Linked DNA regions of Mus musculus: region 1 is linked to region 2. A link is a contact called in ENCODE Hi-C or POLR2A ChIA-PET data. All regions are on one chromosome and are shown on one strand. The core of a region is the stretch at or near the end of the contact, and the rest is flanking DNA. Distances in the headings are between cores, read along the strand shown.

Region 1 (6,831 bases), core at 1,729-4,228, 36 kb after region 2:
TCTGTGCTTCTGAGAGGAAAAGATTGATGACTCAAAGTGAGAAACCTGAGCCAGGCATGACAGCAAACCACAGTGAATTGGGCAAGATGACTCCCACGCATGGTGCTTTCTCTTCCTGGAGCAAAGAAAAAGTCACTTAATGCTTTTTTTTTTTCCTTTCCCTTTAGTCTGTCCAAAAAGAAGAAGAGATATTACTTTGGAAAATTTCTAACAGTTCATCCTTCCAACCAAAGGAAATGAAGCCAAAACCAAATTCAAATCCAAGCCTACAATCATTTTCCTTCAGAGTTGAATATGTATATTAGAAATCACCCCTTAATGGTCTTGATTATTTGGGACTTACTAAGAAAACAAAGCATGCCTGAGGCACCACCCTTCCCAGTGTGTGTGTGTGTGTGTCTCTGTGTGTGTAACAGCTGTTCACCTCAACTCTAAACTCATTAACTTAAGGGTTAACGTTGGAGCCCCATCTTAAGACCTGTTAGATCAGATATCAGAACTTTCTGTGTGCACATGCTCATTAGAAAGCTTGAAACATTGAAGTTTCAAGGTAAAAGAAGAGATCAGACAGAAGAGAAGAAAAGCTAGAGAAGAGAGACAGAGGAAGAAAGAGAGGGAGGGGGCATGGTCAATGGAGAAACCAAAGTCCTCTAAGTTGCCGGGGCTTGTGGATGGTGCAGCAGGAGCACTTTGCAGTTTTGACTGCTCGCCCACCCTCCTACAGACTTGAGCTCTTTGAAGGTGAGTGGTATCTTGTTCACCTTTGACTTTTGTGGCACCCAGTGTGGTTTGACAAACAATCTGTGCTGCATGACTAATTGCTGGTCTGATTCAGTCTACCCTAGACACGTAACGAACATTCTGTAGAATGAACATTCATAGCTAGAGATGTGTTTGTGGCTGGAAAACTTTTATAGACAATCTTTTCAACTAACTGAGCAACCCATGACATAGATCCCAGGGCCCTACCTTTGAGATCCTGGGGAGGGTCTGAGGATCTGCCCAGTGAAGCCCAGCATTGAGAACAGACCCCTGGTGACTGTTCTGCAACCCATGTGAGATATCCTTTCTCCCAGTGCCATGAGTTTTATGAACAGCAAGAAGACCTCAGGCAGCCACTACTTGTCCATTTTGCAATAACTACAGATGGCCACATTAATCAGTGGCAAGAATTGCTCAAAGAAATAATGGTCTTTGTTTTTTGAGAGTAACAGACCAGAAAAGCATGTCTGTGACTGGGCCTTCCAATCAGATGTGCATCCTTTGCTTCCACCCAATATCCACGAGGTACTCAGTAGCCCCAAACCACCCACAGGTGGCTCTATATGACACTGCTAAGTCAAATTTCCTGAAAGAGAGGCTTGGTGACTGGTGGTCTCCAACTTCTGGCTGACTCAGATTTTCTAATAAAGTCATGTTCCGGGCCTTCACACCTTGTCTCTGGGGAGAACTGACCAGCTGTACAGTGAGGCACGGCACTGAATCTGTCTGGTAACAATGCCTGCAGTGTTTTTGATACAGCTTGGAACCAAAACATCTTGTAAACTAGCCCATTAGAAAAATCTAAGCAGTTTGGGTTACCTTAGGCTCAAAGGGTTTTGAACCTTGATCTGAAGAGATGAAAGCAGAAGATAGTAGTCATGGGGCACTGAGAGACGGCAGCATGTGCCATTCCAAATCCTTAGTCTTTCGGGTGAGTCTGTTGATGGTTGAATTCCCAGGCCTTAGGGCTGTGAAGAGTGTTAACAGAGATGATCTCTGAAGGAACAAGTCAGAAGACTCTGCTTTGCCTTATAAGAGCATCTGTGCCTGTCTATAGATCATTAACAATTTGAGGAGGTAAACGAGAGGAAAGGACTTTTCATTTCTTAATAGACAAAGCATCAAGATACCAACATACTGATTTACTAACAAGGCAAAAAAAAAAAAAAAAAAGTCACTGAAACCACACAGAGAAATAAATGAGGAAACAAATTTTATTAACTGTGTCGGCAAGTGTGAGCTCACCAGGCAAAAATTTGGACTGGACTAAATAGTAGGTGTCACTAATTTAAAGTCATAAATGCCTAGTATTGTTCATTATAGTATGTGTAATCCCCTGAGTATCATGTCTCCCATATGTCTCCTCTTCCAATACATAGAGATACATTGGAAATCACTGACCATAGTCTTGGTCAAGATTGCCTACCTAGTCAGAGAAAGCTCTTCCCCAAAATAACGGAGAGCGTTTGTATGATACTTCTTTTTTTTTTTTTAAAGACTTATTTATTTATTATATGTAAGTACACTGTAGCTGTCTTCAGACACTCCAGAAGAGGGAGTCAGATCTCATTATGGATGGTTGTGAGCCACCATGTGGTTGCTGGGATTTGAACTCCGGACCTTCAGAGGAGGAGCAGTCGGGTGCTCTTACCCACTGAGCCATCTCACCAGCCCCGTATGACACTTCATAAATAAAGCAAGGTCACTGTGTTTGTTCAGTGTAGTCTCTGTGAGAAAGGTGGGTTTTCTTTATTATTCTCTCTGTATAGGTAAGTAAACTGAGGCCCGGAAGAGTCTCTCGTCATGCTCAGCAACTCATGGGCATTTCAGAAACACAGAGAACGTAAACCGACCGTCTCCTCACCTAAAGCTCTGACCCAAGAATCTAAAATTTGTCTGATGACAGTGACCATACCTGATCAGCAGCCAAACTTCTTTGGAGTCATGTCTTTCCTACAGAGGCGTTAACAGAGCCCAACAGGCATTGTGAAAACTCCTCAGGGCTGTAAAAGACAGCGTCCATGTGCAGGTGGAGCCCAGATTGATTCCACAGTCAAAAGCTCAGACATTGTTTTGGTTGCTGGCCTGGAAAAATCTAGGATGAAAGCCGGACCTGCAGCTGAGTGCTCTCCTATGAACAGGGGTCAGGCCCAGGGCCCCAGGTGGCAGTGGGTGGAGCCAGGCGCACGCGTATCTAACTGCGATCTCGAATAGGTAGGATTTGCGAAATGCTAGCTTTCAAGTCCTCTAGTCTCCACCCGAACATGATTATCGTAGCTGAGGTTTTGGCAACCGCGTGGACCCTTCCGAAGGGCAGGACCCGCAGTCTTTCTTCCGGGAGTTGGGACCGGCCTGGAGCTGGGTCAGGGCCGAGCGGAAACCGAACCCAGGGTCGAGGCGGCAGGGCGCGCGTGTGAGTCCCGGACTCCGGAGTCCGAGTCCAGGAGGAATCGAGTCCTGGGAGGTGTCCCGGACGAGGAGGAATTCGCTGTCGCTTCGGCTCCTGTGGTGGTGAGAATGCAGGTCAAGGTAAAAAGTTGGGCCTGAAGATGTTCGCATTGGCCCCTGTCCCTGTTACTGCGGGGCTCCTGCATGGGATCAAGGTTCCTAGATCCTGGAGAGTGACAGCGCCTAGCCCAGCGCTTGAGGTGCTGTGCCTGGCTGGGTGTCCTATAGGACAACCGGGGAACAAGCTGCCTGTCACCTTTACGGGTTCTTCTTTACTTCCACACTTTGTGTGAGAAATAGTATTATTTATTGTTCCCGAAGTGTGCAGGCAGAGTTCAGGCTTGCCACACACATTGGCTCATTTCAACCCGGGCGGGCTGATAGGACACATTTTTTTGGTCTCTTCTCAGGCAGTTTGAACTGACGTCTCTGCTCCATCACCACCTGTAACCCTGAAAGTTTTGTTATTTGCTTCAGCTTTCACATTTGGAGCAACTGGAAAGTACTATTTGAAGATTAAGTGGGATGTGATAATGTTTAATGTGTTTGACAAAGTTGCAAGAGCGTTCCTTTTCCTCCTGTACTGGGGATTGGTCCTAGGACCTCCAGTATCCAAGCTCTCTACCATGGAGCTACATTCGCAGCCTGTTCAGCGTCTTTCAGTAGCTGGGACAACAGGTCTGCATCATCAGGCCTGACTTAACTGTTTCATCCTGCCAATAATTCTGTAGTGTCTTAAATGGCATCACTCTTCCCCCAACCTCCTTCCTTTGGGGGAGAAAATGAAACTGAGGGAGAAAAGTAGAATTGAGATGTGACGTCATGTCAAGGCATAGAGAGAGCAGGGATCATCTAGTCATACACGTGCTGGTGATGGTTTGTTCTACATAACAGCGTCACTCTTAACTGCTCAGGGAAAATGTAGTCTTCAGTTTCTTTGTCCCGGTAAGCACTATCATGTGAATTACCGCGGGATGCCATGAGAGCCGAGGACAGCTTCAGGAACTGGTTCTCTCTATCCCCTGTGACACCTGGAGATAATTCTTCGTTATCAGGCTAGCAGGACAATTGAGTTTATATACTTGATGAGCTGCCGTTTAGGCTCCCATATGACTTTGATGCATTAATTTATTCTTTGCTTTGGATTGTTCCACAACCAATATAGCATTAGATATTTAGCTAGATTAGCATTTTGGATTTAACTTGTGAGAATTTGCTTGGTTGTTTCTTATTTCATCTATATATGTGTGTGTATGTATATAATACACAATGCACAAATTAAAACAATGAATATATATCCTAAAGATATATTTAGGATAGATATTTTATATTTATAAATATATATTTATGTATAAATATATATTTTATTTCATATGTAAATATATAGTATATTTTATGATATATATTTAGAACATATATATGTCATATACATTTATTTATATATATAAAGCCATATTTTAATTTGTACATTTGTTTTTCACATAAAAGAATCCAGATTGTATACATTACAATGTTAATAGTTCCTAGGGGCAAAAATCTTTGCAAATACACATGGTGCTTGCTCAAGTTAAGACCATGTATGTGTATATATATATATACACATACATATATATACACACACACATATATATATATATATGTATACACACACACACACACACACACACACACACATATATATATATATATATATACAGCATTTCTCCCTATGATTATCCCTGTTCTACATTAATCAGTCAACACATGTTTGTGAAATGTCAACTATGTTATGAGCCCTCTTTCAGTACCTGGGAATACACAGGAATGTAGGAACAGGACTTTTATTGTTGGGATGGAGAAAGGAGGATGAGTCAGCCTCAGCTACAGCTTTTTAACCTTTCCTAGAGTGCACATGTCATACAGTCAAGCATCTCTCCCTTACTTCCCTCCCTCTAAAGTCATAACTGTTAGCTTGTGTGCTGTTGGGCCCCAGAACCCTTGCCATCTAGAAGTAGACTTTCTGAATGGACAAACACTGTGATATGTGTGTGTGTGTGCAACAAAAGATCTGTATAGCCTTGAAAAGGTAGGAAGTTTTGATATTTTCTAGCAGATGAATAGGATTTGGGGCTATTATGTTAAGTGATATGAGCCAGTCATAAAAGACAAATATATAATTCTACTTATGAGCCATTTAAGAGTGTAAAATTTATAAAATGAAATGTAGAGCAGTGATTGCCCGGGGTAGGGGTGGCAGCAAGATGGAGCTGTTGAGTGGGTCTGGAGCCCCAGCTTTGGAGTATAAAGGCGTTCCAGAGATGGCTGCAGAACTATGTGAATGTGTATACCAGTATTGAACCACACACTTAGAAAATAGTATAGTAAATATTACATCATGTATCTTTTACCACAATTAAACATAGAAACAGGCCAGTTATTGTGGCCCATGCTTCTAATCCGAGCACTCAGGAGGCAGAGGCAGGAGGATTATAAATTGAAACCAGCCTGGGCTATCTTTAGCTATAGAGTGAGACCTCATATCAGAATTACACAAACAACAAAGAAAGATGCTCATATAAACTACTTAATGAGATTTTTTTTTCTAAACTTTGGATATAATTGTGTATCCTGAATTCAGCTGGAATCTTATTTTGAGTGGTACCCACAGATAAATTGATAGGCATGGGGTGGTGGTAGGACATCTTGGAAATTTTCCATTGATGTGGGCAGCCCAACACTTAACTCTTAGTCTTTCTGTCTTTTGATACCAGGTCTCACTGGGTAGATTACAGACCTGCCACTATGGAAACGTATTTTCTTTACTTTCGACGAGTTTTGGCATTTCTGTTTTTCTTTCTGTGGAAGAGGTTCTTGGTCATGGATAGTATGGGAAAACTTGAAGGCTATTTCAGAGTGTCCTAACCAGTTTCCAGCAGTGAGAAGCAGTCATTTAATTTGCCTTGGAGCCTGGATTCTTTCTCAGGGTTTGGCCAGCAATTCCTTCTGCCAAAGCCCTACAGTCCAGCTGTGCAGATACACACATGGAGGCCAGGGGTCAACCTCGGGTATCCTTCCTTAGGATGGCTGTCCTTGTTCTGAGACAAGGCCTCTCACCGGCATCTGGTATTTGCCTGGTTGGGCTATGCTGGCTAGTTTGGGAGCCCAGGTCACTTCCTGTCTCTACCGTTCAGGTGTTGAGATAGCAAGTCTGTAACACTGTCTAACGTCTGCTGTGAGTATCAGAGATGAGACTCAGATCTTGTACTTGTGCAAATATTGCCTACTGAGCCGTAGTTCCAGTTCCTTACAGTCCATTGTAACTGGGTAAGGTGCTTACTCAGAGCACAGCAAGGTGCCTGCTGAGATGTGGTGGCATCCCATTTCCAGGATGACCTTAGGTATGTAGTCTATGGAAGCCTGCAATGATTGGCACCATGGGGAACCAACTAGTGGAAGACATTGCCATGCTCTGCCTTATGCTGACTCCAGATTTTCTGGAAATTATACAGAGCGAGTTGGACATCAGATACCCTCCTCCCTCATTTTAACTGCAGTGTTTTGAATGGTAAGATTAATCTCGTGAATTTGGTTTTTGTTGTTTTGCTTTGTTTTTAATTTTCTGCCCTATCCTTAAACTGTGTG
Region 2 (6,493 bases), core at 1,808-4,307:
ACTCAGGACCTCTGCTTGCTCCGGCTCAGCTCACTCCGCCCCAAAGATTTATTTGTTATTATATGTAAGTACACTGTAGCTGTCTTCAGACACACCAGAAGAAGGTATCAGATCTCATTATGGATGATTTGAACTCGGGACCTCCGGAAGAGTAGTTAAGTTAGTGCTCTTAACCACTGAGCCATCTCTCCAGCAAGAAGTTGATATTTCTAACACCAAATCGAATTTTTCTAGGATACTAAATAAAAAGGTTCTCACAAACCAGAGAAAAAGGACATCTGGTCTAGTTTTTAAAGATGCACTATGCCTTAACCGACGTGTAGCCATCCAGCCTGGGCCACCAGGCACTTTAGTTCAGGTGATCTTGAGGCCCCAATGGTAAAGGATCAACCTTATAGCAGACTAAACCCAAAGAAAAACAGGACTGGTCATTTGAAACACATATAAGTGTAGAATTTGTTTGGCAAAGAACAATATTAACTATTGTAAGCTGCCTGCAGCCACACTAACTGGGTTCTTGTGTGGGAGGCCGGAACTGTATGGAAGGAAATGACAAGAGAAATAATGGAGGCCAAGACATGTCTGTTCAAGGCCCCAAAGTTTACTAAGAGTCTGTGCTTATAAAGAGGGGAGGCCCATGCCCCGCCAATCCTTCCCTCCCCCTCCCCTCCCCCCCAGACAGGGTTTCTCTGTATAGCCCTGGCTGTCCTGGAACTCACTTTGTAGACCAGGCTGGCCTCGAATTCAGAAATCCATCTGCCTCTGCCTCCCAAGTGCTGGGATTAAAGGCATGTGACACCAATGCCCGGCCCGCCAATCCATTCTTGATGCCTGTTGCCAGTCTGTAGGTAATGTCTAGATGCTGTCTGCGGAATATCTCCAGGGCCTCTCAGCAGGTAGCAGTGTCTTGGAGAAGAGCAGTGACACGTGACAGAACAATAGAGCCATCTAAATCGGAGGCTCCACCCCAGGTGGTCTCTTACTCTTTGGCAGCAAGGTCAAAGCCAGCCTACTCAAGGCTAGGGGAAGCTACAACAATTAACAAGGATTCCTGTACCAAAACCAAAAATCTATAAATACAAAAAAAAAAAAAAAAAAAAAAAAAACCAAAAAAACAACAACAACAAAAAAACATGTCCAGCTTCACTGATTGGGTGAGATGCAAATTGAGGCCACAATGAGATACCATTTCACATTGGCCATATTGTTTGCTGATGAGGATGCAAAATAATAATAATAATAATAATAATAATAATAATAATAATAATAATAAACAACCTCTGGTGCTATAAAAAGCATTCAGAAAAACACTTTGTAATAAATCTGTACAACGCATTTTTGAACAATGCTCTTAGCATTTATAGATTTTGTTTTTCAAGACAGGGTCTCTCTGTGTAGCCGTGACTATCCTGGAACTAGATCTGTAGACCAGACTGGCCAAGAACTCACAGACTGCCTCTGCCTCCCGAGTGCTAGGACTAAAGGTTTTCCAAACCACTTTTAAGATAAAGCTTTTAAGGCGATGCACTCTCATGTCTTCGCAGGCGCATGTGTATGTATGGCAAAATGCCACGTCTAAAAATAAGCAGCGTATTGTATGTCAGCTAGATCTTAGTATATCTTAAAATATTAGCAAATCCAAAAAAGCATCTTAGAAATACAGATAAGTGAGTGGACTGAGGGGGAAATTACAAAGAAGTAGTAATTCATGGTCCGAAACAAGACTACTTGGGGACAGGAAAGAGAAACGGGACAGTGAAGAGGCACACAGATGCTCTTTCCCTTCTGAAGCCAGGCAGGGACACTTGCGTGTTACGGTCATTTTAGCTATGCATATGCTTTATACTACCTTGTGTACATAATGCTAAGTATCACAAGGAATGAGGGGCGGGGTGGGGGGAGGGCAGCAAGATTCTGGAGAACAGAAGGAACACACCTGCCCATGTTGTATTCTATTGTGTTGGAACATGGTCTCCGCACAACAAATCATCTGTGTCACTAGTGTGAAAATGGCAATGGCGAATTTATCATTTGTTCCAGGTGGAAGAATTACCAAGTGCAAACAGGAAATGGAGCGATCAAACAGAACTTTCTGTACACTACCGATAACGCTGTTTGTGCTTGTTGGTTATTTGCTGTCCTCCCACCAATGCAAACCGTGATGGGTTTGTTTGAGCCAGTATTTTAGTCTTTCGGTAAAAGCAAAAAGTAACTCAAGGATAGAGATCTTGCCTCCCATGCCCAAGGCCGTAGGTTCAATCCCCAGTGCTGGAAGGAAGTTTCTCTGTGTAGATGGCTTACAACTACATCTAGAGATATTTAAGCATGCACATGGCGCATATTCATAAATACACCCATACACAGTACCTATCAGCTAAAACAGCTCTACCATGCCCTAGAAAGAATGTTTCTCCGGAGCGTTGATGGGCTTGGTTTCTTTTTGTTTGTTTTGTTTTTTCCTTAGTTTTGTTTGGTTACTGCGTTTTCTCCTTATCCTTGCAGCACTGGGGATAGAATCTAAGGCCTTGGGCATGGTAGGCAAGCACCCTATCCTTTAGTTACTTTTTGCTTTTTACCAAAAAAAAAAAAAAAAAAAAAAGTACGGACTTATTTCTGCCACGGTTTACATTTTTCTGCCAAGACACCACCCACTGGAGAGGTCCTGGAACCTGCAGGCCGCTGCGGGCTAAGCAGACACTTCCGCCGCCCCAGGATCGCAGCACAGAGGAAAGGGCCCCAGCGCACTTGCCGCTGGGACCTCTGAGGCCGCGGAGTCTTTCGGCCGCTCCTGCCCGAGTCCTCGCTTGGGGACCGAGAGGCGCACACACAGGGGAATGCGAACAACCGTGCAAGTCAAAAGAAGGCCGCCAGGGGGTAGCGGCCTCCTTCCATCCACATCCCCATGCCCCGCCCCCTCAGAGGGCGCACTTCCGGCCGCAAGGGCGCTCGGGAACGCGAACCGCGAGCCTCCACCAACCAGCGGCTGTGCTGGATGGGCGCAGGTGCGCGCGCATCACGGCGCAGGTTCGAAACTCCGGCGCTGCGCGGTGGCTCCCCCACAACGTCTCGTCCGCCCTCGGGACAGCCGAGCTCTGCGCTGCCCTTCGCCCTCCGCCCGCCGCCCGCGCGACCCTCGTCCCTGGCCCATGGCCAAGCGGCGTGCGGCTGAGCCGCTCACGTTCCGCGTGCCTTGGAAGCGGCTCCTGCTCAGCGACTTCCCCGAGGAGCCGCCGCTCTGGGTCCCGCCGTCTGGGACGGCTCGGCCCCTCAAGCGCCAGGGGGACGCGGGGATCATGGCGGAGCCTGCGTCTGCGCCCCGCAAGCGACGCGGCGGCGGGGACGACAGACAGGAGCTGCAGGGCTGTAGCCGGGAGCCCGGAGAGCCACCTCCTGGCGAGCAGGAGGAACCCCGGGCCGCGGGCGGCGGCGACAGAGTAGAAAGCGCGGGCAGCCCGCAGGTAGCCGACGGGGTGCACAGCCAGGTAGGTCCGCTACTCACTAGCCCGGAGCTCGGTGCCAGGCCGCGGAAGTCGGGCCATCGAGTGGGCCAGACGGGCTGGACCCTAGAGGGTCAGCTCAGTGACCAACGGGAGAGAGGCGTTTAATTTGATGGGGAATGCTGTAGAACTTCTAGCATGCTTTCCAGTAGCATTCATCAGAGGACCTGTTAACTCCTAATGTTCAGTGCTGTGAGAATGGATTGTTGGACTCACTGTCCTCTCCGCTGCTTTGTTTTGGTAGCCGCTAGCCATGTGATCAGACAGAATACACTAGAAATATAACTTGACCAAACTTATGTGTTTTAAGTGTAAGAAGAGTAGGAGCGCCAAATATGTTTTAAGATAAAGGGTCGGGTTCTGAACTGTGTTACACACGAAGCAACTTGCCGCATATTGGGTGTACTGTTTGTTAATTTTATTTTTAGACACGTGACTAGAAAACTTAAAGTGAGTGTTTTGCTTTTTCAGACAGGGTTTATCTATGTGTAGCCCTGGCTGTCCTGGAACTCACTCTGTAGACCAGGCTGGCCTTGAACTCAGAAATCCGCCTGCCACTGCCTCCCAAGTGCTGGGATTAAAGGCGTGGGCCACCACTGCCCGGCCTTCGAGTGAGTTATAACCCATACTATATATGTATCGCACAGCATTGGCCCGACTTAGGGACTCAAGAGCCTTCTTTAAAGCAGTTCTTGCATAAGTTGGTGGAGCATGAGGTGAAGAAGCAAGGGTGATTCTTAGAGCTCGCCAAACTCAGCCACCTTGGCATGCGTCTGCTCAGTGTCCTTTTCTAGTTATTTTATAACAAAGTTGATAAGATAACGGAAATTTTCTCTTCGTGTAGCCCTGGCTGTCCTGGACCAGGCTGGCCTCGAACCCAGAGATCCACATTTCCTCTTGCCTTTCGAGTGCTGAGATTAAAGGCGTTCAGGGAGATTATCTTTCAATACTACACTCACTGTTTTTAGGTGAAAGTTACTGGTTTCTTAAGCAGAAGTATTGGATGTAACTGCAGGCACCCTAGCTTTATGTGCACAGGTGATGAGAGAGACTGACTGGCCAAGGGGAGCGAGCGTTCAGTAAGCAGACACCACACCATCCAGTCCTTGCTTAGACACAGTTGGCTAGACCTGTTGGTCTTCCCTTGTTAGTAGCAGCCAGCAGAAGACCGTGAGGCCCAGGAGTGTTCTGTCAGCTCTGCTCCTTGAGTTCCTTATCTTCTGAAGAACCTTGAGAAGATAGGAATTCTCCATCTTTTCTAGCTTCCAAAGACAAAGGTTTGTTTTAAGAGCTAATCATCCAGGAGAAAAGGATGTAACAAAAAGCAAACTGGTGTCAGTGTCTGCCTGATTTCTGCTTGCTCAGATGAGGGCATAAATCCTTGCCCTAACGCTATGGATAGTCTTGTGTAGGAAATGGTGCCACAGGTGTCTTCTTTCCAAGCACAGTACTTGCCTGCTTTGTGTTGTCAGACTTAAGGATGTCACCTTTATTGTTTCATACGAACACTCACATGTGTGTGTATGCACAACTTACATGTGTATATAGAGAGGGGATACCTTAATGTATACATATACTTTTAAGTAGACAGAGCCAAGAGTGCATATGTGTTATATATAAGCTGCATTTTTAATAACAGTATAACTTTATGCAGATCAGTTGCTTAGCTAATATTGCATGGTATGGTTAAATAGCAGCAGAAATGTTTTCCTAGAGAAATAGTTAATGACACATTATTAAGGATGTGTGATACCTAGCAATAGTGTGCATTTACTCTGCTCATGTTTAATTCTCACAGTGATCCTAATTTATGCTTGTAATGAGGTAGGGTCAGCGATTTTTGTCAGTTATTCAGGCTTGACCTGTTTCTCTCCAGTTTTTACCGTCTGTGTGTGTGTCTGTGTCTGTATGTACTGAGCCATCTCGCCACCCTATGTCTTTTGCCTTTATTGTATCTTTATCTCAATATTAAATTCCCAAAAGACTGATTCTTTCTGCCTTTCAAGGCTGACTGCAGGGCTGCTGCAGGTGGCAGGATGCTTTCCCTGGACTCCACGTTGCCATGTGGCCCCTGAGCATTGACAGGTAGCCACTTGTGGATAGCGCCAGAAGTGTAAGATACACTCTCCATTCTGAAAAGAGTGCATCATACTGTTAAGTTTTGAAGTTGAAACAATGTTTTGGCTATATTGGGACAAGTAAGATTGAAGTTAACCTCACTTGGCTTTCATTGTTACAACAGTATGTACCTTGATTGTGGTTTCCAGTGAACTGTGTGAAGGTGTTATGGTAGCAAGTATAACCTTAACCCAGTGTAGGAAGGCTTTGATCCACCCAGGGGGCTCAGATTGAGACTAGCACCCGTCAGCCTGGTGAGGCTCCGGGGCAGTTCTCTTTGCATGGAGTATTTTGAGGATGTTGTGCCAGTTTTAATATCACTACTTAAAGTAATTTTGTAATCATTTAAGGTAAACTGCTTAATGCTTGGTAGACCTGTTTATATCAGTCATACCAATTGTCAATTCATTGTTTTTCACTTTATCATGTTTATAAGCCGGCCAGTGGTGGCACAAGCTTTTAATCCCACCCTGGTCTACAGAGTGAGTTCCAGGACAGCCAGGGCTACACAGAGAAACCCTGTCTTGAAAAACCAAAATGAAAAAAGAGAGAGAGAAAGAAAGAAAGAAAACTTTACTGAAGGTCATGAAATATTTTAACCTCTATGTTAATCTCAATCCTAAACATCAGCGAAAAGTAGGCTATAAGGGTGTATATATGTTTTAAATCTCATATTTCTCATTGAAACACTAGCTGCTTTCCCAGAGGGAGCAGGGTAATTCTAAACCCCACATGATGACTTAAGAACAGTGTGTTAGAAACTCCAGACTCAGGGGCTCTGATGCCCTCTTCTGGATTCTCCAGGTACTACATGCCCATAGTACAGGCAAAACACCCAGGCACATTAAAAAAGAACATTTTACATTTTTTTAAAAAGA

The links. Hi-C counts contacts between places; a loop is a spot of excess contacts on that map. ChIA-PET counts read pairs that join two places held with the same protein, here RNA polymerase II (POLR2A).
Region 1: a map of T-helper 2 cell shows a loop between it and region 2 (2.0-fold over the local background). The contact joins the promoter of Trpm6 here to the promoter of D030056L22Rik in region 2. A Hi-C loop is called at or near these places in 3 of 37 maps with a recorded cell type or tissue (T-helper 2 cell, heart and regulatory T cell). POLR2A ChIA-PET finds 5 or more read pairs at or near these places in 2 of 5 experiments (Patski and embryonic stem cell).

Annotation. Positions count from the first base shown.
Region 1 is chr19:18,746,752-18,753,582 of GRCm38, forward strand. It overlaps Trpm6 (transient receptor potential cation channel, subfamily M, member 6), which reads left to right and starts at 2,979. Exons shown (of 39, transcript NM_153417.2): 1 at 2,979-3,291. The coding sequence starts at 3,280. It overlaps Gm41814 (a long non-coding RNA gene), which reads right to left and starts at 3,024. Exons shown (of 3, transcript XR_877745.3): 1 at 2,678-3,024; 2 at 1,582-1,730.
Region 2 is chr19:18,710,178-18,716,670 of GRCm38, forward strand. D030056L22Rik (RIKEN cDNA D030056L22 gene) reads left to right here and starts at 3,058. Exons shown (of 2, transcript NM_001374130.1): 1 at 3,058-3,482. The coding sequence starts at 3,147.